3 separate regions of the Homo sapiens genome follow, and regions 1 and 3 are each linked to region 2. A link is a contact called in ENCODE Hi-C data. All regions are on one chromosome and are shown on one strand. Each heading gives the region's core, a stretch centred on a gene start or an enhancer-like site at or near the end of the contact. The rest is flanking DNA. Distances are from core to core; before and after follow the strand shown. Region 1 has its middle 38 kb from the start of LINC01848. Region 2 holds the start of FBXL17 (F-box and leucine rich repeat protein 17). Region 3 has its middle 280 kb from the start of LINC01950.

Evidence for each region. A loop is a pair of places that touch in the nucleus more often than their neighbours do. Pooled maps may share reads with other maps.
Region 1: a loop to region 2 is called in a map of OCI-LY7, with 33 times the contacts of the local background. The contact joins the enhancer-like site here to the promoter of FBXL17 in region 2. A Hi-C loop is called at or near these places in 2 of 168 maps with a recorded cell type or tissue (CD8-positive, alpha-beta T cell and OCI-LY7), 1 of 37 single-sample maps with no recorded cell type and 7 of 50 pooled maps.
Region 3: a map with no recorded cell type shows a loop between it and region 2 (4-fold over the local background). The contact joins the enhancer-like site here to the promoter of FBXL17 in region 2. A Hi-C loop is called at or near these places in 3 of 37 single-sample maps with no recorded cell type and 3 of 50 pooled maps.

What each region holds. Positions count from the first base shown.
Region 1 is chr5:109,919,132-109,923,626 of GRCh38, forward strand. No RefSeq gene overlaps it. Among named protein-coding and RNA genes, the nearest start is that of LINC01848, 38 kb to the left of the region's middle. Within about 2 kb of position 2,745, at least 4 of the 41 ENCODE cell types and tissues checked have a DNase peak (open chromatin) inside an H3K27ac peak, as active enhancers do; they include CD8-positive, alpha-beta T cell and OCI-LY7, where a contact is called at or near this core.
Region 2 is chr5:108,379,116-108,383,398 of GRCh38, forward strand. It overlaps FBXL17 (F-box and leucine rich repeat protein 17), which reads right to left and starts at 2,983. Exons shown (of 9, transcript NM_001163315.3): 1 at 1,584-2,983. The coding sequence starts at 2,576. RefSeq lists silencers at 1,834-1,913, 1,934-2,683, 2,884-3,133 and an enhancer at 3,234-3,353.
Region 3 is chr5:107,291,466-107,296,163 of GRCh38, forward strand. No RefSeq gene overlaps it. Among named protein-coding and RNA genes, the nearest start is that of LINC01950, 280 kb to the left of the region's middle. Within about 2 kb of position 2,891, at least 2 of the 41 ENCODE cell types and tissues checked have a DNase peak (open chromatin) inside an H3K27ac peak, as active enhancers do.

The DNA.
Region 1 (4,495 bases), core at 1,495-3,994, 1.5 Mb after region 2:
GAAATTTGGGAGGGGCTGGAGGGAGAATGATATGGTTAGGCTTGTGTCCCCACCTAAATCTCATCTTAAATAGTAATCTCCATAATCCCTTGGTCCCCATGTGTCAAGAGAGAGACCAGGTGGAGGTAACTAAATCATGGGAGTGGTTTCCCTCATGCTGTTCTTAGGATGGTAAGTAAGTTCTCCCAAGATCTGATGGTTCTCCTGAGATGGGAGGTTTTCCCCCTTAGCTCAGCACTTCTCCTTCCTGTCACCTTGTGAAGAAGGTGCCTTGCTTCCCCTTCACCTTCCGCCATGATTGTAAGTTTCCTGAAGCCTCCCCAGCCATGCTGAACTGTGAGTCAATTAAACCTCTTTCCGTTATAAATTACCCAGTCTTGGGCAATTCTTTATGGGGGTATGAAAATGGACTAATACACCCTGGGAATTTGTTTCTCCTCCTTAGGACAAAACAAAAGATACAATATTTCCCTCATCCCGTGCTCCAGTCTAGAAACATTTGAGCCCAAATATCTATTGTCTGTGATGGATCCGGTGCAATGAAATTAGCCAATGACCAAGTCTCTAGATCCTTTTAAATTGACTTGTTAAATAAACTTTTATTGTAGGTTCAGAGGTACAGGTGCAAGTTTGTCATACAGGTAAATTGCATGTCACGGGGGTTTGGGGTACAAATTATTTCATCATCTAGCTAATAAGCATAGTATCCAATTGGTAGTTTTTTGATCCACTCCATTCTCACACCTTCCACCCTTATGTAGGCCCCAGTGTCTGTTGTCCTCTTCTTTGCATTCATATGTACTCAGTGTTTAGCTCTCACTTATAAGTGAGAACATGTGGCATTTGGTTTTCTGTTCCTGCATTAATTTGCTGAGGATAATGGCCTCCAGCTCCATTCTTGTTGCTACAAAGGACATAATCTGATTCTTTTTATGGCTGTGTAGTATTCTATGGTGCATATGTACCACATTTACTTTACCCATTCTACCATTGATGGGCATTTAGGTTGATTTCATGTTTTTGCTACAGTAAATAGTGCTGTGATAAACATATATGTGCACGCGTCTTTATAGTAGAATGATTTATATTCCTTTGGATATATATCCAATAATGGGATTGCTGAGCCAAATGGTAATTCTGTTTTAAGTTCTTTGAGAAATCATCACACTGCTTTCCACAATGGCTGAACTAATTACTTTGTCACCAGCAACGTATAGACATTCCCTTTTCTCTGCAATCTTGCCACTATCTGTTCTTTTTTGACCTTTTAATAATAGCCATTCTGACTGGTGTGAGATGGTATCTGATTGTGGTTTTGATTTGCATTTCTCTAATGATTGGTGGTGTTGAACATTTTTTCATATGCTAGTTGGCCACCTCTATGTCTTCTTTTGTAAAGTGAATTGAGCTATTTATTTATTTTTAAATATCCTCTTATTTGGACTCTGCTAGGTCCTGGCTTTGAATGGATTTTCTCTCTTTCTCTTCCTCCTCTACCACTGAGAGTGAGCAGGGTCCTCAAAAGCTGCCGGGCTCCTGGGGCATGTGGAAGGTTGTGCCTGCATGGATATGGAGAGTAGTGTTGGGGATGGGGATTGCTACCTTTCCGTCATTTAGGGCTTTTACCTGCAAAGGCCCATAGAGCTAGCTTTATTCAGAGTTTCATTGCAAAGCCTCATTTCTACTTTCCCCAACTCTTCTCTCAACCAGTCCTTGCCTCCAAGGACACCCATAGAGTCCTTGTGGTCATTTCTCGTGGTTATCAGCCTCCCATGGCTCATCCCTGCAGCTGCAGGAGGTTCGTGGTCCTGCCATTACCTCTTGCAGTTGGTTGGGGCTAGATCAGCCTTTTGGCTGCCAAGGGAGGAATCAGGAGCTGTTCCACATTTTGGGCTGAAGGAAAGACGTTGTAATTATGGATTGAAAGCCCCCACTGTTGGCATCACTGACTGCCCCCTAAGCAGAGGATTACTTAGAAATAGACAGCAGGGACACCCAGATGGACGTGGCTCACCCGACTTTTACTGGCTGACCGCGATCACCTTTTTCTGACCTTTAGAAAATGACAGAGTGCTGTGTTCTCCTGACTAAGAGTGTGACTACTGGGGAAGGGTGGCAGAATAATCATGCCCTGGGATGTTGCCATTTTATTATTTTTTTCTTTTTAATCTTAGCACACAATCCAGGAGTGTGCTAAAATGATTTGGACCCTATCCTTGAGGAGTTTAGGATATTGAAGGATGCAATATTAACACAGACATAATAATCGAGAACAACATAAAGGAGTCTATAATGGCTGCATAATTGTGTGCAATTGCCTGATGGGATAGTAGGAGGAGCCTTGAGGGCTGTGGGAGCCAAGAAAGCCTTCAAGAAAAAGTAACTTAAGCTGAGTCTTAGAGAATGTGCTGGATTTGAGTAGGGAGATGGAAGGGCATTCTAGGAGCCAAGACCAAAGGGGAAGGGACAGGAACTGTTTATTAGATGCTAAAGAAAGCAGTACAAACCTGAGGCATGGAAGGACAAGCTGGGAAGGTCTTTAACTGTTAACCCAGGTCCTGAAGCTCAGGGGTGAATCTGATCAGGTGTGAATCTCTTCTATGCCGAAGGTCCAGAGAGTGATTCCTCAAGGTCACAGAGCAGCCATGGTGCCAGATGCTGTGGTGTGTCTGTGCAGTCATAGGCTCAAAGCACTTCTCACTCAACCACATTGCATTTGCTCACAACTCATAACCCCTTTGAAGCTTGCCAAAACACAGGTGCACTTTTGTTTTGAAGACAAACTCTGAGAGCTGCTGATGGGACTTTTTGAGGCCACCATTGCTTCTGCAGCTGCTCATATGCTTCAAAGAACTGAGGCCTTAGCTGCAGGGGCAGGGGAGCCGTTGACTTCTGAGGTTTAGGTGGCAGGTGCCTTTTCTGCAGTCACTCCCTCCCTCTTTGGAAGCAGAGGGTGCTAGCCTCCTACAGAGAGGACTGTGAGCTCCCCCCTTGTCACGGATGGCCCTGCAGTGCCAAGTGCTGACAGGAGGTCGTGGCTGCTTTCAGCGGAGCATTAGCCCTAATAGGTTTGGCAGGATTTTAAAATAATCAAAACAAAGCAGGTTAGAAGGTTTGATGGGGGAGGTATGTGGTGACTGCTTGAGCTCAGATCACATGGTATGTCCAGCAGCCTGGCCCAGAACAGCTCCAAGGCCTGATGCCAAGGGTCTGGGCTGAACAGAAATCTGAAGTGGCTTTATCAGAGAAATTAGTGTGTGATTAGAGCTGAGAAGAGTCACGAGTCTTAACTTCTGTTTAGCACTCCAAGAATAAGGTGTCCCGTGTGGTGCCAAATTACTCCCTCTGGGCAGTCTAAAGCATGAGTGGGATGCTTATCCAGGGAGCACGGTGGAGGAAAGGTGTGGGGGCTGGGGGGAGGCTGTGGGGTGAAGAATGATGCAGTGCCATGGAGTAAGCTGTAGACAGACCTGCTTTGGCTTTGTTTGGGGGTGGGGCAGGGTGTGAAATACTTTCTGTACTGATTTCTATCCTGCGATCAGATACCTAGGACGTGTGTTAGAGCCAAGAAGAGACAGAACTTGACCACGTTGGGTATTGCTTGATTTTTTTTGTTTTTTAATGAGGTCTTGCTCTGCCTCTCAGGCTGGAGTACAGTGGTGCAATCAGCTCACTGCAGCCTCTGCCTCCTGGATTCAAGCAATCCTTCTGACTCAGCATCATGGGTAGCAGGGACTACAGGTGTGTGCCACCACACTCAACTTTTTTTTTTTTTTTTTGGTAGAGATGGAGTCTCCCTATGTTGCCCAGCCTGGTCCTGAACTTCTGACTCAAGTGATCCTCCTGCCTTGGCCTCCCAAAGTGCTGGGATTACAGGTGGGAGCAACCATATCTGGCTGGTATTGCATTTTTAATACAATTGGAATAGTATATTAAATATTTTTGAAGGAAAGAATAGACCTTCACTATGGTGGAAATGAAAGGAGTTACCCACCTCATTTTCCTTATGGTAGAACATTGTATTCCAGCCACCACAGGCACTCCAGCCTGTGGCTTTCGGTTGTGAATGACAGCCCACTGAAGTGACTTGTCCTTGCTATCTTTGTCCACAGCAATCCTTGGTTTTGCTCTCACTTTTGCCAGGGCCTCTCTTCTGCATCCTTGATGCCTTTGTCTTCCAACTCTGAATGTTTTTGGCAAGGACAGAGATGTTAAAAAGCTAGCAGGAGGGGCTGGTTCTGACAAAGGACAGGCAGACAGTGCACAGGTGGTGCACCCTAGCCTAACAAAGGCTCCTTTGCTCAGTGGTGGGGAAGAACTGCTGCGTGGCTTTGCTGGAAATCTGTCCCTGAAGCCTAGATGGGCCTAGCCCTCACCTGGCTAGGGATTGTCCCCAAAGCTCTTTTACTGCTAATTCAAGCAGAATGGAGGACTGACACTAAGAAAATAGGCTATCTATCTCATGAAACACCAGGGGAAGACATGTCTAGGTTTG
Region 2 (4,283 bases), core at 1,733-4,232:
TTATTCTATTAGAGTTTCTCTTTATTATGAGATCATGTCCCTTTTTTTTCTCGGCATTAAAATGTTTTTTACCTCATGAAATAATTTGTAAGTAGAAGGTACCTGGCTTTGTTTTGGTTCATTTTGAAACAGTCTTATTTGCCAAATAAGAAGACAGCAATCAAGTTTCTATACCAAATATTTGTTGATATTTTATTTATCCATATCACCCAGTGATTTAAAGGACTCAAGAAAGTTCCCTTTGTCCTAAAATGCACCTCTGCACACAAAGAGTAGGCAATTACTCTTCCAACAAGTAGACCTCCATAAGAATTAGATCATTACATTTTGACACAAGGAAATGTAAGTTTTCCCACCCTCTTGCTGTATCACTCACAAGAACAATAATATCACTGTAAAACAGACCCAAACACACAGTACTGTAAATATGCAAAAAGTCTAGTCAAAGAAACTATATTGGTGACAATAACAATTGTAATTAATGACAGTTACTTCAGTAACGGTAAAAGTAGCCAAATTCTTATCAAGGTTATTTATGGCTAGTCTCTAGTATCATCCACAATGAAAATGGTTTATATTTATTAAGCTCCAAATAGGGTAGGGTGGGAGAAGAGAGAAAAGGAGGGAAAAAGTTAATAATAACTTAATAAAAACTCTATTATGTAACTAAAGTTTGTCACTAGCATTGACAAAACTGCAAAATATTCTTGGTAGTTGAAAATGACACAAACTTCATGCAGGACACCCATCTCCCAACAAAAAATACATCTGTGCTTACCTCTGGTAATCTGTATGCTTTTATGCAAGGGTTAAAATGTAGAAGGGCATTACAACATAGCATAAACAAAGAGGTTTTTAAGTCAGGTGGTCTTAAATTCCCTCATTCAAGACCTAGATCTACCCTTTACTTTCTGTATGTGACCTTGCACAAGTCATTCAACCACTTCAAGCCCCACTAGACTGTCAGCTCCACAGGAGCAAAGACCACTTCTGCCTGACTCACTACTATAAACCGTGGCCCACAGCACGGAGAAATCAGTTTCTTCCTGTATAAAATAAAGATATTAACAGTATTTATCTCGAAGCGTTAACTAGATAAATGGGATATTATATATATAAAGTCTGGCGCAGTGCCTGATTATGGTAAATGCTCAGTAAGTTAACCGTTTGACATTAACTACCAGCCATCAAACATGAAAGTAATGTTTAAAGACTTTCAAACACCAACATGCAAAGCCTTTACCCACTAAGTATAAATTCCTCGATTAAAAAATTTTTTTTTCCACAGAATACCTGCGAAGTTTCTAAACCACTGGGTTGGGATTCTAATAATAGCTGAACCCTGAATGGTGGGTTATAGAGTCAAGCTATTAAAAGACATTCAGTAGACTCCAAGTGCTCCTACTTCAAAAAATAGGCCATAGGCAGAGGCCCCACTGGCTTCCCAGTCTCCCCTTGGGACGTCCCTAGGCTGCCAGGGAACCCCCCTCCTCCGCGCTTAGGGGGAGGAGAGAGAAAGCCTCGGAGGCGGGGGCCGGGGGTGGGGGAAAGCGAGCATCCCTGCGCCTCTCGCCCAGACCCACCTTGAGCAGGATGGACGGCGGCAGCTGGTTGATGTCTGGGGTTTCGGGGGGCGGCTCCCTGTGACAGTCGCAGGGGTTTTCGGGGGACTCCCGACAGTCCGCGTCGCCACATTCATGCTGCTGCTGGGCGGACAAGGGGGCGGTGCCCCCGGCTCGGACAGCGTCCCCGCCAGCTTCGGTGGGGGCACCTTCGGAGGTGGGAGAAGAGGGCGGAGGGCAGAGCGGCTGCGGGGGCTGCTCCGGGGCCTGGCAGCAGCCGGCGTCGGGGGGCCGGGGCGGCGAAGCGCCTCCCCCCGCAGGCCCTCCCCCGCCACCGCCGCCGCCGCCGCCGCCGCAGCCCCCGCCGCCGCAGCGGGGCTGCTTGCAGGGGGTGCAGGCGGGGACCCCGGCCCCCTTCCGCTTGCACACCATTTCGGGGGGCGTAGGGAGCTCGGCCGGTGACGGTGTCGGCCCCCGGAAGAGCTGCACGGCGGCGGGCGGCCCCAGGAAGCGCACCGGCCCCAAGCTGGCCAGGAAGAGACTTCGGCCCTGCTGCTCCCAGGCGGCGGCCGCAGCCAGCCCCAACTCTTTGCAGCAGGAGGCGGGCGACGAAGCCGAGGCGGCAGCGGCGGCGGCGGCGGCGGCCGAGGATAGCAGGAAGCGGCGGGCAGCAGCGGCGCAGTCCTCGGCGGCCAGGGCCGCGTAGCGCCGCGCCAGGTGCTGAGAGGAGGAGGCGGCAGCGTAGGCCCCGTCCCGCGGCGGCGGCGAGAGCGGCGGCTCCTCCTCTGGGCCGGCGGGGGCGGGCGCGCCGGGACTGTGCACGATGAAGCAGAGCATGCAGGGCCCGCGGAAGAAGCAGTCCCGGCTCCGGGGCGCCGCCGGCTGAGGGGGCACCTTGGCTGGGGTCCGGCGGGGCAGCCTGAGGAGAGGGCGCCGGCGGCGGCACCAACTGCAACAGCGAGGCCTCTTCTGGCTCGGGCGGTTACGCGGCTCCTTCGAGAGAAGGTGGCCCATATAGAAGGCCCCGAGGAGGGGGACCGGGACGGGAGGGAGGGAGACCCAGAGAGGCGGGCTCCCGGCAGCGGGGCAGGCCGCTCGCTGGCTCGGCCCCCGGAGGGGTCGCCCTTCCTGCGCACACACACGCACACACGGGCACACACGCGACGGTGGGGGGTGGGCGTCAGCTGCGGGCCGCCGGAGTGCCCGACGGGGGCTACATGCTTTGCCCAGGGAAGCCGGGAGAACGATGGGCGCGAGCTTTGGGGACGCGAGGGAGGGAGCGAGCGAGCCTGCCGGCTAGGCGACCAGTCCGGGCCCGGCCAGCCGGCTCAGTCAGTCAGCGGAGCGGCCGGGGAAAGGCCGGGTCCCGCTCGGACCATTTTAACTGCGGATCCGCCGCCGGCGCGCGCACCCGCGACTCTGCTCGGAGCCGCAGGAGCGCGCGGCCCGTTCCGGCAGGGGGCGGAGCCAGTTGCGGTGGCGCGCTCGTGGCGGGGACGCCGGCACCCGGCTGCTCACCCGGGACGGCCGTCACACCGGCACTACGGGAAGAAGCCGGCCGGCTAGGGCACGGAGCTCTGGGCTTGCGGGGTGCGGCGCACGCCCCTCCCTCCCACCGCCTAAGGTTTTTCCGAAGCTGCTGGGCGTGCGCCGCGTTTCTGAGGCGGGAGGAGACACTTCCGAGCCAGCTGTGTGACATCCGTTTACACAGCCGCGCTGACGTCTCGAGGTGTAAGTTCAAGAGCTGCCATTGGCCGGGAGCCGCTGGGCTCTTCCCCTCACCTTCCACCCCTGTCACCACCCCTGACTCGGAAACCGAGGCCACTTCGAAGCCGCGAGGCGGGTTCCGCCGGAAGGGCCAGTGTGGGCGCTGACCGCGCTTCGGGCAGAGTGGCAGATGCGGCCCCTGGGTGATGCGCACCGAAGTCATGTGAGGGGTTGATTGGTTGTGCGGCACCACTGTTTACCCACTTGTGTTTTCTTAATTGTTGCGTACTACTGCCTTTCCACAACTTTATTTCAGAATGAAAGCATATATCAAATTACCTGTGCACAGCAGAAAGATAACAGCTTCCCCACCCAGTGAGCCATTCAACACCCAGGCTACAAACTGTAGATCACTTTATTGTCTACACCCTCGGAATCCTGTCTAGCCGTCTGTTGTATATTTTAAACATGACGGTGCAGTGCCTGCTATATGACAAACGTTGGTGATCCAGATGAGAAAGAGGAAACAGCTATGCAGGCAGTCCTTTAGAAGGTTTGACTATATCGAGGCTAAAGAGCTAGGGCAGCTGCTAGAGCGGTACCTGGTGCGGAGAGGTTAGCTTTCACAAGCGAAAAATTAGAGGAGGCAAATACCATGGGAATGAGCCACTCTAGTGAGAGAAATAAGAGGAGAAGGTGGAATGGAGAGTGCTTTAGGAAGGATACTTTCTTCATTGTGATTACAGAGAATGAGGAAAGGTAGATAAAGGACGGATACAGAGAGGTGGATGTTTCTAGCAGGAAGGTGAAAGAGTTCCTTTCTGTTGGTTTCTGTTTTGCTTCAGATAGAGCTTGGTTACCTGCTGAAGGGTGGAAGAGAAGTGGCAGGTGTTTAAAAAAAAATCTGCTAAGGATAACTTGAGAGAGCTGACTGAGGAAGAAGTATTGCAATATTCAAGGCCCAGTGGCTTGGAGAAGACCACTGTTGGAACCTACATTGCTATTCCCACTATA
Region 3 (4,698 bases), core at 1,641-4,140, 1.1 Mb before region 2:
TTACAAAGTACTTAGAAACTATACAATTCCATGAACAGTCTACAGTACCTGGGGTATCCAATCTTTTGGCTTCCCTGAGCCACATTGCAAGAGGAAGAATTGTCTTGGGCCACACATAAAATACACTAATACTAACGATAGCTGATGAGCTAAAAAGATAAAAATAAATTGCAAAAAACAACTCATAATGTATTTAGACAGTTTACAAATAGAAAATCTCAGAATGTTTTAAGAAAGTTTACAAATTTGTGTTGGGCTGCATTCAAAGCCATCCTGGGCCGCATGCAGCCCATGGGCTGCAGGTTGGACAAGCTTGAGCTATACATTGCAGTGATTTTATTAAAGAGTTGCCAGTCCCCCACTTCAGTCACAGATTTACTCATTTTTTGTGAACACACGGTGATCATCCCTCCTCGCAACTCTCCCCATGGTCTTCCAATTTGAATGCCTTTTCTTATCCTTTCTCCACATCAATCCCTAAACCCGAACTGACTCCCAAGAGTCCACTCCATTAACAACGGCCTCCAAGACTTTGCTGCCACTCCAAGCCTCCTGTGAACTCATTCAAAAGTATTTCTTGAATACCTCCAACATGCCAGGCCAGGCCCACAGCATTCACTGGCTGCCACTCTTGTTTGACATTTAATTATCTACCGCTTTGGAACACTTCTTCTGTCATTATTTAACTCCAGTTATCTAAAGGGTCACTGTGTCTCTTGTCAATTTGTTAAATTTTAAATATACTTCCATTTCCCATAATCCCAGAATAGTTCAATATCAAAAAGAAGATCCTTATTAAGATTTTGAATTAAAAAAATGAACTTACCAGCAGATACTACTGCAGTAAGCCATTATTTATTCTTTTGCACAAATAAATTTTGCATGCTTTATTCATTATGGTTTTCACCAAGCAGGGTAAAAGATTCAGAACTAGCATGGTTGTGATGGATTGGATAATAAAAATGTGGTACATACACACCATAGAATACTACTCAGCCATGAAAAAGAACAAGATCGTATCTTTTGCAGCAACATGGACGCAACTGGAGGCTATAATCCTAAGCAAATTAATGCAAAAACAGAAAACCAAGTACCACATGTTCTCACTTATAAGTGGGAGCTAAACATTGGGTACTTATAGACATAAAGATGAGAACAATAGACCCTGTGGACTACTAGACAGGTCAGTGAGGGCAGGGTGTGGGTTTAAAAACCACCAAAATTACCTGTTGGGTACTATGCTCACTATCTAGGTGGTGGGATCCATACCCCAAACCTCAGCATCACACAATATAGCCATGTAACAAACCTGCACATGTGCCCTCTGTATCTAAAAGTTGAAATTGTCCTAAAAAGTGAAAAATTTAAATTGTGTGTTTTTTTGAGACGGAGTCTCGCTCTGTCGCCCAGGCTAGAGTGCAGTGGTGCAATCTCGGCTCACTGCAACCTACGCCTCCCTGGTTCAAGCGATTCTCCTGCCTCAGCCTCCCGAGTAGCTGGGACTACAGGCGCCAGCCACCACACCTGGCTAATATTTTGTATTTTTAGTAGAGATGGGGTGTCACCGTGTTAGCCAGGATGGTCTCAATCTCCTGACCTTGCGATCCACCCGCCTCGGCCTCCCAAAGTGCTGGGATTACAGGCGAGAGCCACCGCGCCAGGCCTTAAAAAATTTTTAAAAGAAAAAAGAACAAGAGTGGTTTGAAGCTGAATACTTTTTTTGCCTAGCCTCACTCTGACTCCTGCCGATGCTGGCTCCACATCTTCTCATCCCCTCAGCCAGGTGAGCCTCACATTTGTCATGTATGTCAAGTTCCTTTCACTTGAGAAATTTCTACAATCTGTTCTCCACTCTTGCAAATGTTTAAAGTAAAGCATTTTAAAGTATTTATGCTTTCCGTTTATTCTGGCTTAACAGAGGTTTTGTATTAAAATTAGAGATATGATTTGAGACTCTATATAAATAAAATTGGAATCTTTCCACGTAGACAAAGGGGAAACTAAGAATGTCTATGGAGTGAACAACATAAATCCATGAGCAAGGAGGTTGGGGTCTCACAAACAGGAACAGAACTGTGAAGGAGCTTCATATAAACATCTTCACATACTTACGAAGGTGAACCAAGAGGCAACTTGGCTTCTCTTCTTTTCAAAAAAAAAAAAAAAGTTTCTAAAAAATGGAGTTGTTTATAGTCATTCAAAACTCCATATCCATAAAACAGGATAAGGAATGTCTCAACACTGTAGATAAAAGTCATTTGGAGAGAGAACACTCCCTTTAATCCAAGGAATGCGTGCTGATTAGATGACGAGGGTGAACGAAGGCAGTACAACACCTATTATTAATAATAATAAAATGACTTTGAACTTCTCCAGTCCCTTTCATCTAGGAATTTCAATTTGTTATTAAACCTCACTTTTACTTTATCACCCCTTGTAAGGCAATAAAACTGTAATACTTAGAATTTCTACATTCTCTTGTAGTTTTAAATACTTTATCATCATTCATTTGTTGTTCAAGGCTATAACTTACTGAGTAAGCTAGGGTAATTACCCCATTTTATACAGATAGGGAAACTGAGATATAACAACTTCTTGCCGAGACCACACAGTGAGGCTGCTGCAGAGCCAGAATCAAGGCTAATACTTGAATTCGTGCAGGGCTTCTCGGTGGGAAAACTAAATCAGTTCCCACGCTTCCTCCTGAACAGCTATCTTAAGACACAGGTAGCCTTAAAATAAGGAACTTCAGAATTTTAAAAATTAACTTAGAAGAAGTAGAATAATGTTAAATATTCTGCACACTTCAAACTTAGAAGGACTAAAGAAAGGCTAACTGACAACTCATAATAGAACAGGAAGAGAAAAAGAGGAAGTGGGTGATAAACATTCACTGCTTTTCCAAAGATTCACCCCTAACTTTCACAATGGGTAATTGAAGATGCTAAATAACAACATATAACTTGTACTTTATGTATACATTGATATTATCTGATTGCAGCTCAAATTGCCTTTTAAACCCATTCTTCTCTCCCCACCCACCAGGCACTGGGAAGAGGCTGGCAATATCTTGAACATACTACCTTTCAAATCCTTCCTTAAGTGACAATGACAGCAACATTAGTGACAACTCTTGGATGGTACGGAGCATTTTTAGCCCTTAGAACCTACTCATTTGAAGTTAGTGAACTTCTGAAGAATAATTGCCTTAAATATCATATTTTAAAATTCAAATGTTATACTGAAAAAAAGCAAATACTTTATCAGGCATTTGTGGTCACTTGACCTTTTCCAAACCTAGAATGTTAGCCTTATTAAAATCCACAGCTTTTCTGCCTCTTTCCATTGCGAAAGGGAGGAGGGAAAGACCTAACCCTTAGACAAGTATTTTATTTAACTTCAGAGGCCACTGAAGTATTTTATTTCCTTTGTGAACTTTCCAAGTGCCTTCTGCCCTAGGCAACAAGCAAAGGGTGAATGTAAGGAGTGGTGAAACCAAAAGTGGCTTGGCTGCTCCAGTCAAAAAATAAAAATCAACAACATGTCCAACAGTTGAGATAAATACCCTCCAAACTTGCATCTTGTACATGAAACTGGGTCAGATCAGGCCAGGCCAGGTCATTGTCCCCAGCGGTAGTTATCGATGGAAAACAATGCCACAGGCAAAGAACCCTGGACCAGGGAGATCCCCCTACCTCCCATATCCCCATACCCTAAAGACAGATCATGCATGTACTTTGGCCATGTATAGAAAAACAAAAATAAATAAACCACCCCTTGATTACTAATCTCAAACTTCAGGCAATGTGTGAATGAGATGACTGAGAATACGTGCCGAACTCTGCATTCCTCAACAGAAACCTAGCACCATGTGTATTTCTATCAATTTAATACATTAGATTACACTTAATACAGAAGGCAGACTCTGTTTTTCTGTAAAGTAGAATTGCTACATTTCTACTCTTCCGTTAGCCCACCCTGCAAAACAGCAACAACAATTTAAAAAAAAAAATGCTCCTCTAGACCTTTCATTTTGTTTTCCAGAAATATTGCCAATTTTGCCAAGTTAAAGCCAAGATTCACCACTGCCGATTCCACCCCCAACCCTGCCAAAATCTGAGAAAAACAATAGTTTCAGACATGACAAACACATTGCAAAAAGAGTCAGAACAACAAGTTATGGAAACAGGAAATTATTTAAAACCTTGAATAAAATATCCTTGAAGCACTTAAAACACACACACACACACATTTCCAAGTCAAAGGATACATTGGAAGTCCTCTTAAGGAAATGTAATTTGGCAAGTGACTGCCTAGTAGAAATTTATACCATTGGTAAAAGTTGTTCACTAGATGCAGAAGAGCTAAACTGCAAGTTCATGGAAGAAACCACCTCTTCAAATCTCAATAAAAGATTAGCAGGCAGTTGCTTGTAGGCTTGGCTTTAAATCTGCCAAGCTGGCTTGGAGGCAGCTCATTTTTTTTTTTATACAAGTCTTCATTCAAAATCAAAATTAGACCCAACTGTCCCTTGCAATTACATTTTAGTGGCTTGAGCTGGGTGTTTGTGTTTTTTCTAGGTGATTAATAGCGCTCACATTTAAATGGTCTCAGTCAGCCTCTGCAGTCATTAACACCCTATTAAGATGGATGAGAAGAACTTCGCACCTTTTGTTTCAGTTTGCAGGGCCCTGGACT